Linked DNA regions of Mus musculus: all the other regions are linked to region 1. The links are chromatin loops, found by intact Hi-C in ENCODE. Cell type or tissue: heart. All regions are shown on one strand.

The links. A loop is a pair of places that touch in the nucleus more often than their neighbours do. Peaks named below come from ENCODE experiments on the same cell type or tissue, not always from the same donor. Only the 100,000 strongest peaks of a DNase experiment are listed, where the experiment ranks them.
Region 2: it touches region 1 in a loop (7-fold over the local background); 27 of 42 quality-filtered maps call a loop at or near these places.
Region 3: a loop joins it to region 1, with 3 times the contacts of the local background. A loop is called at or near these places in 5 of 42 quality-filtered maps.

What each region holds. Positions count from the first base shown.
Region 1 is chr10:99,160,401-99,168,400 of GRCm38, reverse strand. It overlaps Poc1b (POC1 centriolar protein B), which reads right to left. Exons shown (of 12, transcript NM_027740.7): 10 at 3,452-3,532. Among named protein-coding and RNA genes, the nearest start is that of Galnt4, 56 kb to the right of the region's middle. In heart, CTCF peaks have their summits at 1,836 (motif pointing left), 3,300 (motif pointing left) and 6,273 (motif pointing left); a DNase peak (open chromatin) is centred at 1,780; H3K4me3 peaks cover 282 bases; H3K27ac peaks cover 840 bases.
Region 2 is chr10:99,572,714-99,580,713 of GRCm38, reverse strand. No RefSeq gene overlaps it. Among named protein-coding and RNA genes, the nearest start is that of Gm20110, 32 kb to the left of the region's middle. In heart, a CTCF peak has its summit at 3,259 (motif pointing right); no DNase peak of the experiment used is centred here; H3K4me3 peaks cover 453 bases; H3K27ac peaks cover 533 bases.
Region 3 is chr10:99,529,221-99,537,220 of GRCm38, reverse strand. No RefSeq gene overlaps it. Among named protein-coding and RNA genes, the nearest start is that of Gm35035, 73 kb to the right of the region's middle. In heart, a CTCF peak has its summit at 4,147; no DNase peak of the experiment used is centred here; H3K27ac peaks cover 649 bases.

The DNA of each region.
Region 1 (8,000 bases):
ACCTGAATGCTGTCTCTAACTCTAAAGAAAGGCATAGTTATATTTGCACTATGCATTGTGCTCAGGATTGAGATAAGGAATCCAGTGTTTTAGCAATCCACAGAACGACGGTGAGAGTTCTGACTTCAGTTTCTTCATCTACTTTTAGGACAAATAATAAAATGAATACAGTAGGCTAAGTTGTGGGTGGTGGCGCACACCTTTAATCCCAGCACTTATGAGGCAGAGGCAGAGGGATTTCTGAGCTATAGGCCAGCCTGGACTACAGAGAGAGTTCCAGGGCAGCCAGGGCTATACAGAAAAGCCCTGTCTCAAAAGACAAAACAAAACCAAAACCCCCCAAACAACAACAATAACAAAAACCCCAAACCGTCAAAAAACTTTAAGACTACAATTTACCTGAAGGTAACAGGTTTCTTTGTGTGTGTGTGTGGGTGTGGTGTGGTGTGGTGGGGGTGGGGTGTATATGCCTGTAGTTGGCAGTATGTAGGTAAATGTAGAAACCAGAGGTTGAATTCAGGTGTCATTCTGGGAAGCCATCCACTTTGTTTTTTGAGATTAGGTCTCTGACTAGCCTGGAACTTGCTAAGCCGGCAAGATCGTCTGGTCAGTGAACCCTCATATCTGGGCTCTCCTCAGCTTGGATTACTGGCTCTCCCCACCAAACCCAGCTTTATATACAGTTTTTGGGAATTAAGATCCTCCTGTTCACACGGTACACTTTATCTACAGTGTCATCTCTTTAGTCGCAACAAACTCCTTCAATTATATTCCTATTTGAGGAGAGTGGCAAAGAGAATCTGAAATACCCCACCCTGTGTAGCCACATCATAGGTGGCAAATGCTAAAAGCCTATGTATAAATGTGCATGTTAGCAATGGAACTCAGGGTTTCTTTCAAGCATGCTAGCCAAACCTCAACTGCTGAGCTATATTCTAGCCATCTCTGATTCAAAGTCTGATGGCAGAACCATGGTCTATTTCTATGAAAATATTAAGAGTCAAACCAGAATCCTAAAGAAAAGAGTCTTTAAAAAGCCAAAAAACAAACAAACAAACAAAAAAACCAACCAAGTAAACAAAAAACAAAAAACCCAACCCTATATATGTGACTTGATTATAACCAAAATAAAGATTTTGAGGCGATAAACATTCTAAAACCATGACTACATGATAGCCAATACTTTTGCAGAGAATTATTTGGGGGTGGTACAACCAAGGTTTAAAAATATAGACTGGTAACAACTGATTTTTTGTTTGTTTGTTTGTTTGTTTGGTTTGTTTTTTTCGAGACAGGGTTTCTCTGTATAGCCCTGGCTGTCCTGGAACTCACTTTGTAGACCAGGCTGGTCTCGAACTCAGAAATCCACCTGCCTCTGCCTCCCAAGTGCTGGGATTAAAGGCGTGTGCCACCATGCCCAGCTTACAACTGATTTTGGTATCCAAATATTATATCAAAATTTCTGTCAGGCATTAGAGACAGAAGTACAAGCCACAAAGATACCAACAGTTACTTTGTATGCCTTAATTTCTCCTCTATAGTGAGACATTAGAGGATAGCTAAGACTCACCTTAGTGTAGCTTCTATGTGCTAGCCAAACTGCTACAGGCACACACTCCCAGCCCTTTGCCTTTCATAGTCTTACTATATAATTCATGCTAGCCTCAAACTCAAAACCCTCCTGCCCCTGACTCCTGAACTCTAAATTAGAATGTGCCACGATGTTTGGCTTTGCTACTCTAAAGTGAAGTCACTGGTGTTCGACTGGCTTTGTTACATAAAGGCAGCTTCACATTACTCAGGCTAGTGCTCCCCTCTTGTGGATGACTGACTGTTCTACTTAGTGCTCCCCTCTTGTGGATGACACTCCTTCATCACAGTCCCACAAATACCACATAAACTAGCTGATTCTGGTTCTTCTGGGTTACCGTCAAGGGATAAGTACCCTTTTGCTCTAGCTGGTGACAGGCCCACCTTCAGAGCAAACTTGGTTTCTTTGTTTTTTGTTTTTAAAATATGAGTACACTGTTGCTCTCTTCAGACACACCAGAAGAGGGCATCAATCCCATTACAGATGGTTGTGAGCCACCATGTGGTTGCTGGGAATTGAACTCAGGACCTCTGGAAAAGTAGCCAGTGCTCTTAACTGATGAGCCACCTCTCTAGCCCCAAGTCAGGAGTCTTTGCAAAGCTTAAAGGGTACCGGCAGGGGGAGTGAGTCTCAAAAAGAGAAGGAAAACTCTGAGACAGTTTCTAAGTCAGGAGCACTAAAGTCGAGCCTGCTGGTGACTTCCCAAGCTACCTTATCTACAGAATACAAAGTCAGCTCACTGGGACATATGGGGTCAGAGGCATGGGGTGTGTCAAGTTCATTGAAGACTAACTATAGGGAGAGCACTGTGCCAAGTTTTAGCTAGCTAGCTAATGTTTAGATAAATTTAATTGGACAAGTCACTCATTCGTGCAGAAATGCTGAGGGTTTGTGGATGTGAGCACGGTAAGTGCCCAGATCAGCTCCACCACAGACTCGTGCCTTCCCTTCACAGTGAGGGCCTGCTTGCTGCTATGTGGCTCTCGCTGCTGCGTCTTCTCAGAGAAGAACATTCTCACTGGCACTAACTCTGAGAGGACCCTTCATAGCTGCAGGACTGCAGTGCTTCCTGGGGACAGGCAGAACTCCTTTGCGCTAGATTTGCTTCTTGGCATCTACTTGAGTCTATATGTCAGGCTGTGTTTCTTTAAAATTTTACCCACAATACTGAACTAAATGGACAGCGTGGTGTCAGTGTGGTCACAGGCAACACTGTTCTTCCTGCTCTCAGAGCAGGGCTTGTGCTAATCAGCAGCGTTACTGTGATTTGTGTAGAAGAGAGGGCAGACACAGAAGGTAGATGGCTCAAACTGTCTCTGAAACCTTCAGATGCGCAACATATACGGATCATTTTTATAAACAAAATTGTAAGTAGTAGAGATACTTTATTTCTGGGTAATCCATCAAGAGAGTAACATAAACAAAGCAGAGGAACTGCCATTTTTAGGGCAGTACAGTCTTCTCTATGACAGCAGGGTAGTACCCCAGGACAGGGAGCAGGGGATAGGGGGCAGAGGATGGGGGAGAAGGGAGCAGGGAACAGGGTAGGCAGGAGGTAGGGGACAGGGGGGGCAGGAAATAGGGGGGCGGGGGGAAGTGAGCAGGAAACAAGGGGGGCAGGGGTACAGGGAGGGTGAGTTCGACTGAGTTTAAGATATTCCAAGGTAAAACTGTTCTGGAAATGGCTGCTGCTCCCCCTGGTGGTATTTTAGAAACGTAGAAATGACTTTGTATACAGCCTTGCTGTGCTGAAAGGTTAGGCCACCGAGCTCACGCTTTATCCCCGATTCTTTCACTTTGTAAGGAAATAGACTGTGACAAATGGTGCAGCACCGCTTAAGTTAGAGAAAGACTACTTACTGTGGTTGAATCGAAAGAAAGGACATCCACCACGGGGGGAGACGAGCTCTGCAAATCCATCACCTCACGCTTGGGATTAATCTGTGTGCACACATGAATAAGTCAACGGGACATCCTCTGTCATAAGGACCAATACTAAAAAAAGAGAAGTATTTATAATCTATTCTAAAAATAAAGCATATACTCATGGATAAGGCACAGATACTGGCAAAATATGGTTTCACTAAGCCTACCAATGTACACACTATCGACAATGTTGCAGTTAAGCAGGAAATGGCCATTTTCACATTCTAAAAGCAATGCAATTCACCTACAGAGGAATATTAAAATAGAAAGACCCACCTCAAGAGATGCAGAAAATATCCTAGCCAGTACATTAAAACAAGAAAAAGAAATACAATGTTAAGATGTATGAATCAGAGAGGAAATGATAAAGTTTCATTTAAAAACTCAGTGACTACCAATGGAGAGCTAAACAGGACCTACTTCTGAGCCCTCAGCCTCACCAAGAGAACCAAAGAGCACTGCCAGCCCCACTCAACACACAGACCCAAGTGGATTTTAACATGACGTTAAAATACGGACAGTTTCGAAAGTACTGAAGAAAACCCACCAGGAATTCATGGGAAAGACTAAGACTTCATTGACTCGAAAGTTTCAAGTAAACAGAAAGTTGTACTGTGGATGGTTTGGAAGAAGAGCAAGGCGTGGGTGGGAAACAAACACCATAAGATTCAATGGCATCTGTCTATAGACAAGGATGATGGACCGTTTTAAGAACTGGCTAGGTCCACGGATCCCGGCTAGCAAGGGTCGGCAGGAGATATGTAGAACCCAAACGTGATGATCAAACGGTAAAACCAGCAAGAACAAAAAATTTACGGTTATTATTCCAACCAGAGGTGGAGAACAGCATCTGAAAACCCGGAAAAGCAAAAGCTGCAAGCAAGGGGGATGCGTCTGTGATCGATCACGGATGCTGTGGGAGAGCTGTGTCACTGTGAGGATCATTATGAGGTCGAATACCGGAAAAGCAGAATATCTAATATCTGTACGCAAGCTTATACACGGAAATGTAGACAACAGAAATCCCATGGAAAAACAAATCTCAGAAGTGAAACCGTCAGAGGTTCTCTGCAGCAGTGAAAATGGCAAGAAGCACCATTGCTAACACAGGAGTGCTCCATACTGTCAGCAGCGCGCACGGCCCTTTGTAACTGTAGAGACTGCCTGCGAGGTAAAGCCACTGAGACACAAGGCTCCGTACACATATAAATGTGTCAGTTCACGTTATATAAACATCTCAGGGTTTTTTTTTTAAAGATTTATTTATTTATTATATGTAAGTACACTGTAGCTTTCCTCAGATACTCCAGAAGAGGGCATCAGATTTCGTTATGGATGGTTGTGAGCCACCATGTGGTTGCTGGGATTTGAACTCGGGACCTTCGGAAGAGCAGTCGGTGCTCTTAACCACTAAGCCATCTCACCAGCCCTCTCAGGGTTTTTATACGAAATAAAAAGGCAAGTTACAGGAAAACAAACTCAACACAACCCCATTTACCAAGACTTTCTGACCATTCAAAGCTAGAGAGTATTTAATTATAGATTTGAAAATACGTATGCAGTAAAATTGCAGGGAAAGGGGAACGAGTTCCTGGGTCGATGAGCACCTCCAAGAGGAACTACTTCTAAATTCAAAGGCCCCAAGGCAAACCAAAGAAAACACAACCGTTCTCAGTTCTAAGGAGAGAGCCAAAGAGAAGCCAGACAGCAGAGCCAACGGGACAGCACTCAGGGCCAGAAGAAAACCCTAGCTGGCTGCTCAGTGACAAAGGATTTAGAAAGGAAACACAGCTTGACACAGCTGCTCAACAAACACCAAAATAAAAACAAAATACACTTTAGAAAACAAGTCCCAGAGACAGGGTGAGCTAAAAGAGTCCTCCCCATTCCCCCCCCCCCCCCCCATCCCAAGCCTTCCTCCAAACCGGCTAAGCAGAGCCATGGTGCAAATGAGCAGTTGACAAAGGCCAAATTACAAAGAAATCTGGGAAAACCTCGAGGCTGGAGTCTAAGTGCTTTAGAGAGACCCATCTGGGGGAGTTGCTGGACATTGTTCTAACAGTGGGCCGAGCCCTAGGCAAGAAGAGCCGACTGCTGGATTTAAAGCACTCAGGCTTGAGGGGGCGGTGCTGTTGTGACGATTAGATTACTAGATTTAGATATTTGTACATGTGAGTGTGTGCACTCTTACACATGGGACTGCACCATGGCACATGTGTGGAGGTTGAAGGACAATCGGTGAGCTTTGGATTCTTTCTTTCCACCACGTGGATCCCGGGAGTGGACTCAGGTTGGCAGGCTGTGCTGCAGAAGCCTCTCTTTAACTGCTGAGATAGCTTGCTGGCCTGGTTTTGCATTGGGGATCCATCTCACCATGGCTATGCACCGGAAGCTGGCCTCAGTCTAGGTCCCCTTCCCTTTGACTCCCGAGTGTTGGGATTACAGGTGCATGTGCCACCATGCTCAGTCCCCTAGCTGTTGTTTTAGAAATACATCTTATGATTATTCAGCCCACTGTGTGACAGTGGAGGTGCCCGACTCCAAGACACAGTAAAGGGGGGATAGATTTGTGTACAAGAATGATGGAGGACAGCTGGCCCAGTTGGCCAACACGTCTTCCTTCCAGCCATTTTCCAGCAGAAAGCCAACACCTCCTCCACCGTCCCTGTGAAGCAGACGTACATGGGCCTCCTTTATGCCTTTTAGTCTTAGGTGAGGGGCCAGAGAGCCACGGTAGTCTTTTCTCTAGCGCCACCTAGTGCAGGTATAGAGAAGCTCATCAATTTTGCTTTGCTCCTGAAAGAGAAACTGCTCTGAAAGTTTAAGTCCTAACCAAGGAAAGAATAGGCCCCTCCTGTAGAAAATTGTTGACTTCCTACAAGTTTGTAATTTACTTAACTAATAGTGTTTTACTACACTGAAGAACAATTGCTGTCTCATAAACCAAGTGGCCTTGAAATGGGACGGATTGAGAGTTGGGCTCTCATTACCTGAACAGGGGGACAATGGAGAGTTATGAGCGAGAAGGTTGTATAGAATCTTGAAGGTAACCACGCTCCCGACCTAAGGGTCTACATCACCGAAGAGCTCAGGAACGCGCACACTAACATAGTCTGTAATGCTTCCCGAAGGGCAGGGCACGAGCCCTTAAAGCTGGGACCTCAGTGTCTGCTGACAGAACCAGATTTGAGCTCTTATTAAACCGAAGCACGGCAATAGATGGGCAGAGCTGCACAATGAGCCACGGTGCCAGGGCTGCACCTTGGGCACTGCCAGCTACTAGCTTTTGCATCTACTGACCTGAATTTTCATGTGAATAAAAACATTACTGACTTTCAATGGAAGTCATGGAAAAATACTGTACAGGCTTACATGTTCTTCTTCTTATTATTACTAGTGCCACATAAGCGCCTCAAAACAATATGTATACAGTTCAGCTAGAATTAAAATATAGAATTGGTAGACAGGAAATCCTATTTTCACCCTCAATGGTAATGTTTTTAACCTTATTAGCAGATTAAGGGAAACCATGATCTAAGATTTGAGGATTTCTATTCTATTCATCATGACAGAATTTTCACCAATGAACTATAAAATATTTAGTTATATAAAAAGATTGTTCTGTCCTGCTAAGTAACATAGAATTTCATACGTAACCTATAGATGATGTTGCTACTCAAGTGGCCATTCTGAAGTTGAAGGCAATCAAGAGAATGATTTCATTAATGATTTTGACTTCACTGCTCTCCCTGCTAATATTCCGTAAGGCTAGAACAACTATGTGACCCCCCAGTCTCACGAGGATCTATCATGATCCCTTAGGAGGCTTGCTGGGTTCCCCACTGTCTTAGGGTTTTACCATGACCAAGGCAACTCTTATAAAGGACAATGTTTAACTGCTGCTGGCTTACTGGTTCTGATGTTCAGTCCATTATCATCAGAAGTATGGCAGTGTCCAGGCAGGCATAGTGTAGGAGGAGCTGAGAGTGCTACATAAGGTTCCAAAGACAAACCAGGAGGGGGCTCGAGAGATGGCTCAGCGGTTAAGAGCACTGACTGCTCTTCCAGAGGTCCTGAGTTCAATTCCCAGCAACTACATGGTGGCTCACAACCATCTATAATGGGATCTGATGCCCTCTTCTGGTGTGTCTGAAGACAGGTATAGTGTATTCATATATATAAAATAAATAAAAGCAAACAGAAGACTGCTGCTCACAGGCAGCTAGGAGGATGGCCTACAGGGCTATACAGAGAAACCCTGTCTCGAAAAACCAAAAACAAAAAAACAAAAAAACAGCCCACCTGACAGTGACAAACATCCTCCAACAAGGCCAAACCTACCAACAAGGCCACACCTCCAAATAGTGCCATTCCCTGGGCCAAGCATATTCAAACCACCACACCTTCCAAATATGCAAATGAGAAGTAGACTGGACTACATAGGGCAGCGCCATTCAAATGTCATGTGAATACCCTTTGAAGG
Region 2 (8,000 bases), 410 kb before region 1:
CAATATTTTTCAAGGAACCCAGTACTATGCTTACTGCTGTGTGCTCAGGTGATGACATCAACAGGGACATCGCCCGTATAAAGCCTTTTGAATTCTGCCCACCCTCCCTCACAGTTCTCTCCTGACTTTTGCCACATATGCACAGCCTCTATTCCTGGAAAGGCCACTTGCTCTTAAGGACCTCGCAGCAATTTCACTGTAAGATTAAAGACATCGTCAGCCACCTGGGGGCTAATAGAAAGTGTCAGCCGTGCTGGTGGAGTTGCTTCCAGGGCAGCTGATCTCGCAGGACATTTTCCATAGATAGGAGATCAAAGAGCGAGCTGACTCCAAGATGCCCTCCTCCGAGGCCCTCTCTTGACCTTTCGGCTCCCCTTGCCATCTGCTTCCACTCTTGTTTAGTAGTAAGGCAGGTGGCTAAGAAGCACGTTAGTCCAGGATGACACCAATGGCCTGGGGTCATTCATAATGAGTAGTGTGGCCAGCCACCTTCAGCCTTTTTCTTAAACTCTCTCAGATGGTGTTCCAACTGTAGTGAGAAACCAGCTTAACACTTCCCATTGGCATCTTCTGAGAGTAATGAAGTAACCAACCTTTAAAAAACAATAGGCTGGCCAGGTGGTGGTGGTGCATGCCTTTAATCCCAGCACTTGGGGAGGCAAAGGCTGGTGGATGGTCTAGGCCCACATGGTCTACAGAGCGAGCTTCAAAACAGCTACACAGAGAAAACAACAAAGTAACACACACACACACACACACACACACACACAAGATAGGCTGACAAGAAGAAAGAAGATAGAGTGTTCTTGTTCCTTCAGCTCTTTAAAGCATCAGTTGAGCAACAATAACAAAAATAACAATAAAAATCCCGTGGCGGAATGTCTACTCCGAATGAAGAACAACGCAGAGGACAAAAAGAAAAAAGAAAAATCCATTGCTCCATATGAAGGGTCCCCAGAGACCTGTGAGAATTGCTGTCTTATGATGTGCTATTGATTGGTGGCTTGGAGAAAGGAAACGCTTAGGGACATAGAGATTTGTAATCTTATTTTCTTTGGGGAATAGAAAGTACAGAAGGAGAGGAAGCCACCAGAGAGATGAGAATGGAATGATTGGATCTAGAAAAACACCATAGTGGGTTCACTAATCTCAGGTCTCTTATGGGAAGGGGTGGGCACATAAAGTCTGTACGGAGAAGACAATGCTAAGGGATTGGCACATAAAGTCTGTACAGAGAAGACAATGCTAAGGGGTGGTTATGAAAAACTTACTATCTGTGAGGCAAGTCCCCTGTAAATTGTATTCCATAGGAATTTATAGTGCAAATACTAGTGCACATCCTCTCAGCTCTAGTACACACACACACACACACACACACAACACATACACACTTGTACACACATCATTTTAACAGAGGATCAATACCACCTTATAATCACTCTCAGCCGAAGGGCAGACAGGATGTAATTCTGTCATGGTCTGTGAATATGTAAACTCCTATCAGTTGGTCTTGTACATAATTGACATTGCAAATGTTGGATTTTAATTGCAGATTCAAAGTCTTTTTACATTATCAGTCAGTATTCAAGTTAAAGCTTATTTACAAGCATAAGAACTGAGAAAAGAGGTAAGTAAACGTGGGGCATTAATTAATCTATGTAAGTGTTCACCGTAGAAGGGCATTATTTCATTCCTCATAAAGCAGCAATCAAATGCTTTCTGAGATCGTAAGAAATGAATAGATAAAGTTGTGCCTCGTTTAATGACTGAGAACTATGCAAAATAATTGCTTCTCACACCCTAAACAATGAAAGTGAAAGCAGGACACATTATCAAGTCTCCAGGCAGGTATTAACGGTACTTCCAAACACAGGGCACTTGCATTCACTGATGGGGCAATCATTCTCTGCTTTGCAAAAGCGTAGCAGAGCCAAGAACCGCGGCTCACCAGCCAGGTCGAGTTTTGTTCTTCTAACTGGTAATGAACTAATGGGGGCATCACCTGTCTCGTGACACTTAGACTCAGTTAGCAGGGATTTTGCTACATTTTTTTTTCTTCAGATGAGAAAACAGAGGCTCTGCTAAGTCAAATCATTTGTCACCCTGTACACTGGAAGGGAAATCCTAGAGATAGCGTTTCAAACTAAGTCAGTCTTACAGCCAGAACTTATTGCCCTAGCCATTCTGACCCACTGTTTCCTAAGACAGAGGAAAAGATTGCCATACTTCCTTGACAGATTAAATGAGATCACAGCACCTCTCTTTCCGGTGGAATTTCTTCTCACTCACAGAAAAAGCTGACATCTTTCTGAAGGCTTCATAAGAGCTGAACAGCCTCACTGGAGCCTTGCCTCTCTCCCCACTGTCCCCTGTACTGGCTGGCTTTATGTCAACTTGACACAAGCTGGAGTCATTTGAAAGGAAAAGACCTCAGCTGAGGATGGGGATAAATGATAGTCTAGGATGTACTTTACCCCTGAGGACTTTTGTACAGACTACATTAAATAATATAAGGTCTCCCAGCTGTGGTAAAATATCTGGTAAAATGTTTTTATCACATCATTTGCAGATGAATAGGAGCCGTGAAGAACAAGAGGATTCTCATGCAGGGGAAAGGTTCCCTGCAAAGTTAACACCAGAGATGTTTCTTATCATAGCTGGGGGTGCATCTATCAGAGAGAAAGCCAGGGATGCTCTTAAGCATCCTACAAAGTTGCCCATTATCAGCCCCAGAAGTTAATAAAAACCTGATGAGAAACCCTTCTGTCACAACATAGTGAAAATGCCGCTAGCTCAGATGTGAAAACCATTTCCACAATTGCCATGACTCCCCTGAAGTTTTGAAACCCAAGCAGAAACAATACACCATGTTCGTATTCCTTTGCGCTAGACGGTTGATTCTCAACCTATCGGCTGCAAACCCTTTGGGGGTTGAATGACCATTCCACAGGAGTTGCCCAAGACCATTGGAAAACACAGATATTTTACATTACCATTTATAAGAGTAGCAAATTGCAGTTACAAAGTAGCACTGAAAATTTTATGGTTGGGCTTCACCACAACATGAGGAACTGTACGAAAGGGTCGTAGCGTTAGGAAGGCTGAGAACCACTCAACTAGAGGCTTGACCTTAATCTGCCTCCACCACTACCCTTTGGGAGTCAAATCAGATACAGATCTCAGAATCTAGACCTCAGAGCACACCGGCAACTGCGCCTGAAGAATGGTGTGCTGGCCAGTTCAATTCTGCAGCCAGTCCACTAGGGGGCAGAGAAACACTATCAATCGTTCAGCATTTGCCTGCTAGCGTCGGAGAATTTAGTAATGTAAATCTTAATAGGAATGTTAAATTGTTACTGGCCCTTAAAACATTTAAAGATTCTCTGAATATTTTTATTAAGAACATGTATGTCTTTGCAGTCCAGGAGACTGGTTCCAGGATGGACTCGAACTCCCATCGTGTCTGAACTGTGAAATATGGCAGTCATTAAGTTCGCCACTGTGTTAAGTGGAGGTTTAGTAGCCGTTGATGGCATTGTGACTGTGAGGACTATTATTATTTAACTTTAATAACATATTATGAATGTGCTGGTAAAATACTTTCTTTTATAGAGATTTGATTCTACTGTGGGATAATTTGTAGCAAATCAGTTCATGGAATTACATCTACCAGGATATAACCTATCAAAAAGTGAGTATGCACAGAAACTTTACAGTGAACTCCAAACTGGAAAAAAAATAGCATAATTTTGGTATTGAACCAAACTCAACCCAAGAGTCAGTTCTAATATTCCTTATCATGCATACTACAGTAGAGTGGAACTAACAAGAGCGTTATATTACCGGCCTTTGATAATGTAAGATATACATAGATATATCTCTCTCTTATGATTTAAATTTAACAACTGTGGAGATGAACATTATATAAGTCATCTTTAAGGTTGGTCCTGCGACACACACACACACACACACACACACACACACACCATGATTATGACTAATGAGAGTGAAAAATCTCTATCCAAAAACCACTTCAACTTTCCCTAACCTGTATCCACACGCACACATAGAAGTATAAACAAACAAAAAGCTGTTTGGCAAGTGTTTTGGCTTGGATCTGAGTGACGCTGTCAATTCCAGTAAATAAGAAATCCGTGACTCAGAAAGGTTGAAGCATTGTATCAGAAAACCTAGACTTTGGGAGACTGGAGAGAGGCCAATTACCCAAGTCTGATCACGTGCTACGTGGAGGTGAAAGTGGTCTCTGCCAGGTCATTGTCTTGAAGCTCTGGGAAAAATGTATTTTATGTCCTGTATCTCAACTAAGGAAGAGTTGTAAACATTGTAGTCTATGAGTGGACAGAATAGCAGTTACAGCAGTTCCTGGCATGTATTAGCCTGCTAAATATTACTCATAATTATCATATCATTTTAAAGGTAAGCCAATCCAAAGATTCTTTTGTTTTACACTAGATGTGATTTTTCTTTCTAAAGCATTAAAGCACAGTATTTCTAAAAAGAAAGAAAGAAAGAAAGAAAGAAAGAAAGAAAGAAAGAAAGAAAGAAAGAAAGGAAAGAAGGGAGGGAGGGAGGGAGGGAGGGAGGGAGGAAGGAAGGAAGGAAGGAAGGAAGGAAGGAAGGAAGGAAGGAAGGAAGGAAGGAAGGAAGGGGAAAAAAAGAAAAACAATGGACTGAACGTACTGGACTCTATGGGTGTTAAGAGACTTGGGGAATTTGGCTCAATTTCAAAGCTGTCCCAAGACAATCATCATAACCGGGCCACCATCACTCTTCTGCCTTGCTTGTGCCTCCGGATATACCCTCTCCCCCCACCTCCTTTTTATGTAAACAACAGGTGCAAAGACTGGAGGGAGGAGAGAATATTCTTTTTTTCTTTCTTTCTTTTTTTCTGTCTAGCCACCAACACTGGGGTCAGAGTAAGGAGAATCACAACATGCAACAAAGGAAAGACACTTGAAGCCATTGAGAAGCTTCTTCTGGGAAGCTCAGAGCTCATTCAAGATTTGACCGCTTTTGCCAGATTACAAGAAGTTCCACTGGACGCGGAATAATAACTGGTTACTTTTAATTTGTGAGAAGATTGAAGGTCAAAGAAAGTGAAGGATCTAAGCACAGGAGTAACAGAGCAAATAAACCCAGATGGAAATTCTCGTCTTCATGTCAGCTCTGCAACAAACGGTTAATGCCTTGATGTGTTGCCATGGAAACAAGACCCCTATGTCAGGTTGACATTGATTCTAGCAATGGAGAAAGTGCCTTGCATTCTCTTCAACCTTGATTGTATTTCATTCAGAAAAAAAAAAATCTTCATTTTAAGAGATCAGCCCCATATCCTACGAGGACCAAAATACCAATACGGGCAATATGGTAATGTGAAATTCCATTACTGAAAATTTGCAAATTCATTTGTATCACATCTTATTTAATATGGCTTAAAAATGAAAAATTAAAGCCAGGCATGATGGGGCACCCCCTTAACCCCAGCACTCAGGAGACAGAGGAAAGTGGATCTCTTGAGATCATAGTAACAAGAGCTACACAGCAACACCCTGAATCAAAACAAAGAACAAAAGTAAGAATTAAAATATATATAACAAAAAGCAGGAACTACAAAGTCTTCACTAACATTATGCCCTTAGAATTTCCTTCCCTTAAAATATAGCTCAGAAGGGGTCTCTCTAGTGAAGAATTGATGAATAAATGTGTCTTTGCCACATTTAAAAAAAAAAAGGCTGTGAAATGATCAGACTAACAAAACAGGCTAGGCTTGAATGCTGGCCCTGTATCCTTAATCTATGGCCCTAATTCTGGGGATGGAGATACAGATCAGTGACTCAAACCATGCTTAGTATACACAAGGACCTAGATTTAACCCTTGGAACATTTGAACCTAAGTGAATCTATAGTTTCCTATGCCTCCATTTCTCACTGGTAACATAAAGACAATAGGACTTCCTACCTAGTAGGATATTCATGAAGATTAAGTAAGCTAAAACACAGAAATCGCTCTGAGTCTTGGACTCTCCACACTTTAGCTGTCCAAGTCTTTGTTGTAAAGCCAATTACTTTAGAATAGTTATAATTACTTGAAAACTCAAAGAACACCTAATATTGTTTTTAGATGCCCTGTAATTTAAGTAGGTTTGTTTTTTTCCTCCTTTCTGTTTTCTTTTGGGGTGGGAGAAGGGAAAACCTTAAACATAGCTCTGCAAGCACAAAAAGAACACACTTTTATCATCCTATGGGTCACTGAGAGAACAATGTTCCCAGAATGAGGTTGGACTCGCTGAGGAGGGTTTCTGCGGCCCTTTGCTTGGGTTTTCTAGGTCCCGTGCAAAGCATTCTGTTGTATCTGATCACAGCTCAGGCCCAGCTCGAGCGGAAGAACCACCGAGTGATGAGCTGGCTGCCAGGCCCTTTCACTTTAATTGTGGAGCTGGACTAGAAATTACCTAGCAACCACTTGAGTAAATGATAGGGAAAACTTGACAGAGTGGTTTCGCAATCGTAATCAGGCAAACATCTTTACGGTCCCTCTCCTGGCCGTATTTCCGGAGCCCTGTTCATCTGCAAGTCATCAGAATAAGCAGGTCCAATGAAGACTAACAGTGACACAAACACCTCAGAGGGAAGATGCTGAGAAAACACTTGGTCACAAAGACCTTGGGAAAGTAGCCTGCACGTTCGTCGGCGCCTACAAAGACATAGACAGCATTCCATAATGGGATGTCGTGGATGAGAAGTTTTTGTCGTGACACAGAATCAGCATCTTGGACAGATGTAACTGATCCTTAAGAATGCCACTTGAATATTCCTTCTCTTTGCCAGCCACCCAGTGACATGGTTCGGGGTTGGTTCTACCTTGCCCATCTAACTCTCTAAGTGCGTACAGTTGGAAAGTTCTAGGAAGCTGAGCTCAATCCCAGGCACTTCCCTTATAGGCGTGCAGAGACCACAGCATAAACACTTGCGGGAGCAAATTCCAAGTTGCCAAAAGATGATTTAACTACCCCAAATCTATTTACCGAGCAGCAACTAAGTAATGTACATTGGGTTTTGTGCTCAGAGTACAGAATTAAATCAATTTAAGTCCTTGCATTCAATAGCACGTTGCCAGAAGAGACGGCGCTAATGGAAATATAATAAAGCAACATGAAGCCTTTCTGCGTAAGAACGGGGTGCTGTGTGAGTACACAGCTAGCAGTTATAGTACTTAATACTTCTTTCGATATAGCTTTCTGCACATATTGACTTTTCCAAATCTCTTGAGAGCCCTAAAAGAAAACTGGGTGCACAGTGCTTAAGTGACTTACGGTCTTTTGCTATTGCCATCTTAGGACAAATGAGTTACATACTAGGAGAATTAAGGTTTTCTGGAAGGAGACCCAACATGCCATGCTGCTTGAGAAGTGAGTTCGACTCCATTAGACATCACGGAGGAAGAGAACCCCGGGAGAAGAAGGAAGCACACCCCAATATGGACACCATTAACCCTGGCAAGAGTGCTTCAGCAACAGGAATTCTACTTCCGTGTCCTCTTCTACGGCTGTGGAAGCTACAGAGCCAAGAGGTCATCCTCCTTCAGACTACCACTTGTCCTACCACAGACCCCACTTTCTAATCCAGGACCCCAGTAGTTGCCACTTCAGTGGCCTGAGGCCCCATGTGGAATGTCTTAAGACCTCATATTAACCTAGTAGGAGTAAAATGGGGTGCTGTCTACTCATAAAGAATGACCTCTACAGGGATGTGATGCCAACGGCCCCTGGAGGCGCAGGTTCAATACCCACAGACCCACATGCAAATCCTTTTGAGGGGCTGTACAGAGATGGGGTAGAAAGCTAAGGCTGGTGAGTATTCTCTATACTCTCCTAGGTTCTGACACTCTGATACTAAACTCTAGAGTCTACGAATCTCGACTCTAAAGTTAGCTTTAGGAAGCATTTTACAGGTGGCTTGGGTTTTAATCAAAAATAGAG
Region 3 (8,000 bases), 370 kb before region 1:
CAGAGGGTACAGAAATGAATCTAGGGGTCGGCCCTTGCTGCTTTCTGCATAAATAGCAATGAAGTAGAAGTGTTAAGATAGAGTCCCTTAGCTACATTGCATGTCCATAAGCTACTTACGTAGTCCTGTGGAAAGAATCCATTGAGAGGTCCACAAGCATTTGAACAAGAGGAAGGCCATGGTCTCCATTATATAACATTTATTGGAAATCTGCCTCGTCCCAAGTATTGCACTGAGGTTCTCCATGCATGGTTCCTTCCACCCTTATTCTTTCGCCCCATTGTAGGCACTGCCCTTCCTGCAGTGGAATAGGATCCTTCCAACAGGAAGAGGAGCTCCTTGGGAAACCAACAACCTTGGCCAAGGTCACAGGGCTTACATGTGGTCATGAGGACTGTACCCTCCATCTCTTTCATTCCATACCTTGACTCTTCTGAAAATACCGAAGTGTTTCCAGAAACCCAAAGACGGCTCTCACCTTAGGGTCTGCACGCAGTCATGGTTGACATCAACACACTCAGGAACAAAGATACCAAAGGACCTATGTGTTAATCAGTGCTAAATGTTAAACTTCTGTGGGGTGCAGTCATGACTCAGTTGGTAAAGTGACAGGCTGAGTTCTCAGTCTCCAGAGCTCACATAAGAAGCCAACCTTGGCATAGCAGCACATATGGATTAACCCCCATGCCAGAGAATCGGAAACAGCCAGACCCCTGAAGCTCACTGGTCACCAAGCTTAGCTGATTTATAAGCTTTTTAAATTTGTATTTACTCATTTGTGTCTGTGTATGTGTGTGCACATGCACACAGATGTTCACATTGGCATTCTACACTGTGTGTGTGTGTGTGTGGGGTACTATGTCCATACACATTTACCTACTGAGCCACCTCACCAGCCCCAATGAGCTTTCTGAGAGCCTGTCTCAAAATAAATACATTAATGTTTGTGGGAAGTGGTCAAAGAGAGACAGACAACATATGTGGTCTCCATATATGTGTACATACAAGGGCATATATGCACAGCCTCATATATGTACATGCCTGTACTACCAAGCACACACACTACAGCACACAGAGAAAAAACATTATGAATAAAAGTCAGCAGAACCCAGCCTTTTGGGGGGGGGGCTTGAAGTATAGGAGAAGTGATGGGCTTTAATCACGTGATAGTCTAATATGATGCTCCACTGTTGATAAATAGGTCTCAGGATTTGAAGGCAGAGATCAAAAGCATTTGCTTGGCTTTCTGTACAGAATGAGAGAATTTTGTAGAGGATAGCTGGGTATTGAGGCCCTGCCAGAGGTGGTATTGAGAAAAGCAGTGCCTCTTGTTCTTCTTTTCTTTTTGAGATTATAAGATTACAACATTTCTTCCTTCCTTTTCTTCCTTCCAAATCCTCCCATGTAAATCTCCGTGCTCTCTTTCAAATTCACAGCCTCTTCTTCAGTAATTATTTTTACATACATGTGTGTATACATGTACGTATTCCTAAATATAATGTGTTCAGTCTATATAATGTATGTATACATATGTTTTTCAGAACTGAAAATTTGGCCTCATTGTATCTTATACTAAGGGCCTGTGGGGGTAGGGAACATCATGTTTTGAAGAAAATTTTTTTAAAAAGGGACTTTCTTATGGCTACACAAAAGAATATATATATACACACATATATGTGTGTGTATGTGTGTATGTATGTGTATATATATATATGTATATATATGAATGAAGATCCTATAGAGGATTCATAAAAAATAGGAGAATCTTAAGTTGAACAGTCTCCCATGTATGTACAGATAGATTTACTAATGGTAATAGAAAGGATTTAGTGTGAATAATAGTCCCCCACTTGTTGGTTATAGATAATATGAATATGCTTACATATTTTATATCTAAATTTTCTTGTAAGCCTTTGAAAAGTATGTTGTCTTCACATCTTTGTTTACAAGTAAAGAAATGGAGGCACAGACTGAGTAATTTAGTCCTGTGTCATAGCTCTAGGGGTCCTGATGTTGACCGATATGGACTCCTACCTCTGGCTCTTATAGAGAAAGGAGTGGCTAGAGGGAGCATGGTCAGTGAGTTAAGGTCTTAGTCCTTTAGTATTAGTGAGCAGGAGAATCAAAACTTATGCTCAGTAAAGGTCAGATTCCCAGACCCTCCTCACCCCCTAGGCTCCAGAATCAAAAGGTCTAGACTTTCCTCCATAATCCAGATAGTTCTGACAGGAGCTGTAGAAACAAACATTTAAGGACTACTAATTTACTCTAAGGGTTGGAAAGGGGGATGCCTGGAAGCAAGGGTGGGCAGGTTGTTGTATTTGATATGTGCACTGCGGAGTCTCTTTCTAGTGGCTTCCGTTTTCTCTGTGAAGAAATATAGCATAGTGATACACAGAGCAAATATAGACATGAGTGGGGTAACTGACAGACATGAAAAACTGAGAAGAACCTATCCCTGGGTTAGAACTCCGCCGTCTAAGGAACCGCGGAGTTATTTGTCCATTCTTGCTCTAAGACCCGCTCAAAGTTGTATGCCTGTTCTTCAAGCAACTGGTGAAAGAATTATATCTCTCAAATGGATGACTGGAAGGCCAAGTCTATAAGGGAAGGCTAGATGGAGTGTAAACTAACTCTGCCAAGGACACTGTAGACAGGGAACCAGTAAGACCCCCCACCTCAAGAGGAAAAGATGTATTTATGGCTGAAAAGGAAGTGCACGGGAGACTTGGTTTGTTTACATTGTACATTTGTCTGCACTGGCCATTGTTTTAAAACTTCTTTCCTTCGGTAATTATTTCCCAGAACTTCCTATCGAGCCTTCCAGAATATTGAGATTTACGTCTGAAAAATCAGGACACAAGCAGGGAACATCTGTGGTGTTCAACTTACACAGTGAATGGCTTTTTCCCGGCTCTTACATCACCAGGGATGACAAGCCAACCCACGGAAAGGACGTAAAAGGCTCTAGGGAAAGCATACAAGAGAATTACCCAGATCTGTCATATTTAGTGACACCGGGGGGTGGTCACTTAATGGAAATACCAAAAGTGGACTATACTTAATTTTTCTCAGGTCACTGTCTCTCCCACATGGTGAATCCACAGAGGGAGTCAGTTCTTAAATGCAGGCAATACTTAGCTTTATGCATTCAGTATTTCATAATCCACACAAGTACTACCTAAATGTAATTTTAAATATCACTTCTATTTCCTTTTCCTCACATATAGGTAGCTTCCCTGGCACCTTTTTGCTGGAGAAAGTATGTCCCCCTTTCTCCCTCCAGCCCCACCATGAAAGGGAAAAGTCTATTTTCAAATACAAAGGGAGATACTTCCTACGGCATGAAAGTGAGCTAGATACTAAATGAAGCATCCCAACATCCACCCCTTCATGGGCTTGAAAGAAGAGTGCATTGTGCATTTAGTAAACGCAGCTGGAGGTAGAAAAGCCCTGGAGATATCCAGGAGAAGATGTCCGTGAATTCAGGCCAAGCCAAAGCTGGCTTCCTCAATCTTGTAGGCAGCAAGCCCACCCTTTCGGGAGTGCCTGAGACAAGAGTCTGCAGTGTTTCTCCAGCAAGGAAGCTTCCTGGAGGTCTCCGGTCTCAGCTCTGCACTCATGAGAATCACCAGAGCTCACTTGTCTGGCCTCCTCATCCTGTCAGAAAGAAGGCTGGGAATTCCCTTTTAATCTCAGCAGTTCTGTGTGGAAAAAGAAGAGGAGAAGAAAAAAGAAGTACAAGAAGATACAAAAGGCTATAGAACATATGCATTCACATATATATATATATGTATATATAACACATAGCTAATAACTAATATATAATAAATATCACATGTATATGTAGACATGTGAGAATCTGCTTATCTGTAGGGTAGGTATACTTTTGTATACCATAGGTATCTATGTATATGCATGCTGATTATTTATGTTGTGTAAATATATTATATTATATTATGTATAATTATAATATAAATTATATTGTATATAAATATTGTATTGTACTGTACAATGTATATAAATATAGCATATACACTATGTTATATATACAATGGTACCCTCCTTTTTTTCAATCCTCACTGATCCTGATTTCTCATTATCTCAGAGCCTATATAGTCAAAGGGCTCAAAGGAATTATAATCAAAAACAGAAAAGCAGATGCCCAGCAGGGTGAGCCATTGTCAAAACGTGATATCCAAGGCCAGGCTTAAAAGCTGGTTGGTCCATCCCAGGGTAAATGGGAGCCTGAGGGAAGAAAGGGTTTGGCAGAGCTTCCAGTAGCCTTCCATCTCCAAACACACAAGTTGAACAACCCACGCTGTTCTCGTATTCTTCCTCTAAATGGGAAGAAACACTTATGTTAAGACATCTGTTTTAGCTCCCAAATGCCCTCAGAACACCCTGAACAACCCAGGATCTGCCTGCTTAGGGGAAACAAGGTTGGGGGAGGGAATGCTTGGGACCATTTGGGTGGCAGGCTGTTCCTTCTGTGCTCAAGGGCACCTGCCTGGTCTTTGAAGTTTGGGAAACTTCATCCGTGACACATTGATTTCCATACACTTTGATTCATGGGGACATAAAGAGACAGGAAAAGATAAACTTCTCTCCCTAAAGGGAAAAAAGAAAAAGAGCCGAGAAAGAGGTTGCAAATGTGCGCGTTTGTCCATCATCATGATTAAACTCCTCCCCTAACCAGCAGAACAGGCTGTAAGGAGAACTGTAGGCCCCCTGGAGAAAGGAGAAATCTCTGCTTTATGACAATCACATTGCTAATACGGGTATGTTTGTGATGTGTAAGCCTCCTGAAAGGCCTGAAAAGGTTCCTTTCTAAAAAGCAAAACTCTGGCATTGCCTGTCTGAAAGCCAACATAACCAGCACACCGAAGCTTTTCTTCGTTGTTTTCAGCTTTTCTCACTGGTCTTCGTTGTTTTCTGTCTGAAAAGAACCCCACCAGCCTTTCCCCTCATGACTAGACTGTCTGATTGATGGGACTCGTGTTTAACTAAAGATGTGTCCCCACCCCCATACAAATTCCTGGTATTTCAGCAGTTTTAAATTAACAGTCTCCGGTGGAACTGCATGTTAACAGCTCAATACGACAAAGTGGAAGCCAGGCCTGGAAACTGAGAAGTTATTTGCGGAGGTGGTGCAGGTCTTTAATCCCAGTGCTTGGGGGGCAGAGGCAGTAGAATCTCTGAGTTTGAGGCCAGCTAAACAGAGAAACCCTATCTAGGAAAAGAAAACAACAAACAAAAACTAACAATAACAAAAAAAAACAAAAAAAAAAGGTGACTATGCAGTGAGAATGCTCAGAAAGGACTCTGATAAGCATTTGAGTGGCAGGCACACTTGTTTCTTCAATTCTTCAATTCTTCAATTGTTTCTTCAAGGCTGGTGACAGCAGTTATGTCAAGCTGCTGCCTGCCTTTTTTATGCAGAGTGGGTTTACTGCACACTCTTGGCTGATCTCCATCTATTACTAAACCACTGGTATTTTACTAGCTCCTTCAGAAGCCTTGAAGACCCATGGTTCTCTGTGTTCTCTCTCTTAACATATTTTGCCTCCTGGTCATGAGCACTAAATGAGTTATTACTCTGCCAATTTGGGTGTGTGTGGGCTTCTATTTTAGTGCTAGCCCCTAATAATGGCCACCAAGATAGAAACAATTACAAAAATCAATATTTTTTTCTGCAATTGACTCTGTCTCACCAAGTGAGAAGACAGAGAGACAGAAACACATAGACAGACATTACCAAGTGAGGGGAGAGACAGAGACAGAGAGACAGACAGATAGACAGAAACTTGGCTAATATCCAAGATAAACTAGAGTAGTCAAGACAAGAAATTCTCATTTCTTAATTCACTGAGCATATCCAATAAATCACTCCAAGTCTCTTGAGTATCACATATTGTTTTAAGCTGCTGCCCAACTGGATGCTTTTTGTAGTCTAGAAGCCTCAGGCTCAGCTGGAGTCTAGCTGTCCAAATAGATAAACCATAAAATTGCATCATCATGCTCAAAGAAGATTCCTAAATCAAATTTTCCACTCAGAATACACACTGGGTGAAAAATCTATCCAAAAAATGTCAGTGTAGTCATGAGAGATGTTTTTATTCAGAAGATATACACCCCATTAATCTGTATGTTCTTAAAGCGATATATTTTCTATCTGGCTATCTGATATAAAGAAATATAGTCTATCCAGTCACCATATATAAAGAATTCTCAAATTTGAAAGCTCTGATGTAAGATTCTTTCTGCTTAAGGATAGAATAGTCTCTTGAGGTAATCTCTGGAATGTGACACCTGATTGTCAAAAACCTGAAGAGTTACATAAAATTACCAATTTCCTCTCCAAATCCTTGGAGATTCTGATCCAATAGGACAGAGATCAGGGTCTAGGAATAATTATTTTTAAAAACGGTGAATCGTATGTGGGCAACCAAAAAAAAGCAGGTCAGGTTTCCGTGCGTTTCCTCCTTGATAGAATATAGAATCCCCTGGGACATGAACATCTAGACATTGAGAATTCTGATTGACATGGGATCAATTGAAGATCCTCGATTGAAATGGGAAAACCCATCTTTTTAAAACCTTATTTTTAGTTTTATAATTCAAACATATCACTTCCACACTTCTATGGCCTTTAAAAACAATTATTGTTACATGTGTGTATGATTGATGTATAGATGTATAAATATATAAATGGCATCTGTGGAGAACCCATTTAATTATGGGTGGACCGTTCTGTGGGTCAGGGGATACTAGGTCCTATAAAATGGAGAAAGTGAACTGAGCCAGCAGTCTCTGCTTTCTGACAATATAACCAACTCCCTAAAGCTTTTGCTACTATGACCTCCTCCACCCCCAAACAGAGTGTAGCTGGGAACTGTGAGCCAGAATCAAACTCTTCTCTCTGATGGTGCTTTATTTAGTTGGAGAATTTTATCACAGCAACCGAATGGCAAGTGAGACCCAGTGATGGTTTCCCATGCATGAGGAGAGCTGTGATCATGGGGCGAGTGTGCTGGCTTCAGTGTAAAGAAATGGACTGCCGGTGTGTACTACAAAAGGAATGTCATCATCTAAGTAAGAAAAAAGGTCACAAAATACAAAGTATTCTATGATTTAATTTATACGAACTGCCGGATTAGGCAAGTCTAGCGAGACACAGATGGTATGTCAGGGTTGCCTAAACTTGCAGGGAAAAGCAAAAAGGAGTTTGCAGGAAAGGAAAAAAATGTATTTCTATGTGATATAAGGATTCTATGGTAGGGCCCCAGAATTCTCTAAAATTAATTGTATATTGTTTGCACAACTTTGTGAATGCACTAGAGCCATTACGCTTTTCAGCTTAAATGGCTTCTACGGCATGCGGATTATGATTCAAAGCTGGTTTGTTTTATTTTTTAAGGAAATGCTTAGATAGTTTTGATATACCGACGGTCTTTTAAAAATTGCGGTCATGAATCATTGCTGTCCACAGTGTAGGCTGGGAGTCAGTAAGAACAACGTCACCTGAGAGCTTGCTGCAAAGGAAGAATTCCAAATAGTGGAGTGGAAGAGTCTGCTTCTAAAACAAGAAACAGGTGTTACATACATCATATATGTAACAATAATTAATGAAATAAGGCGATGAAAGTGTGAGGGGGTGGGGGTACATGGGAGGGGCTGGGGGGAGGAGAGGGAAAGGGGGCAATGATGGGTATGCACACAGATGCTTGAGCACAGTGCCAAGTTTCTATTTAAAGCCTTCTCAGAACGCATTCACTTACCTACCCGTCAGATAATCAAATCACGGACTTTGGCCTACTTAATGGCTGAGCCGTATGAACATGCTAGCTAACAGTCACAGTGTGTTCAAATGTCAGAGATATATCAAAGGCATCACAGGCAAAGTCCCAGAGGGAAACGTCTTACAGTTTTCTTTAGCATGTTACAGGAATTGGAAATGATGCTGCTAGACTCTCACTTGAACATATATAAAAGTGCTT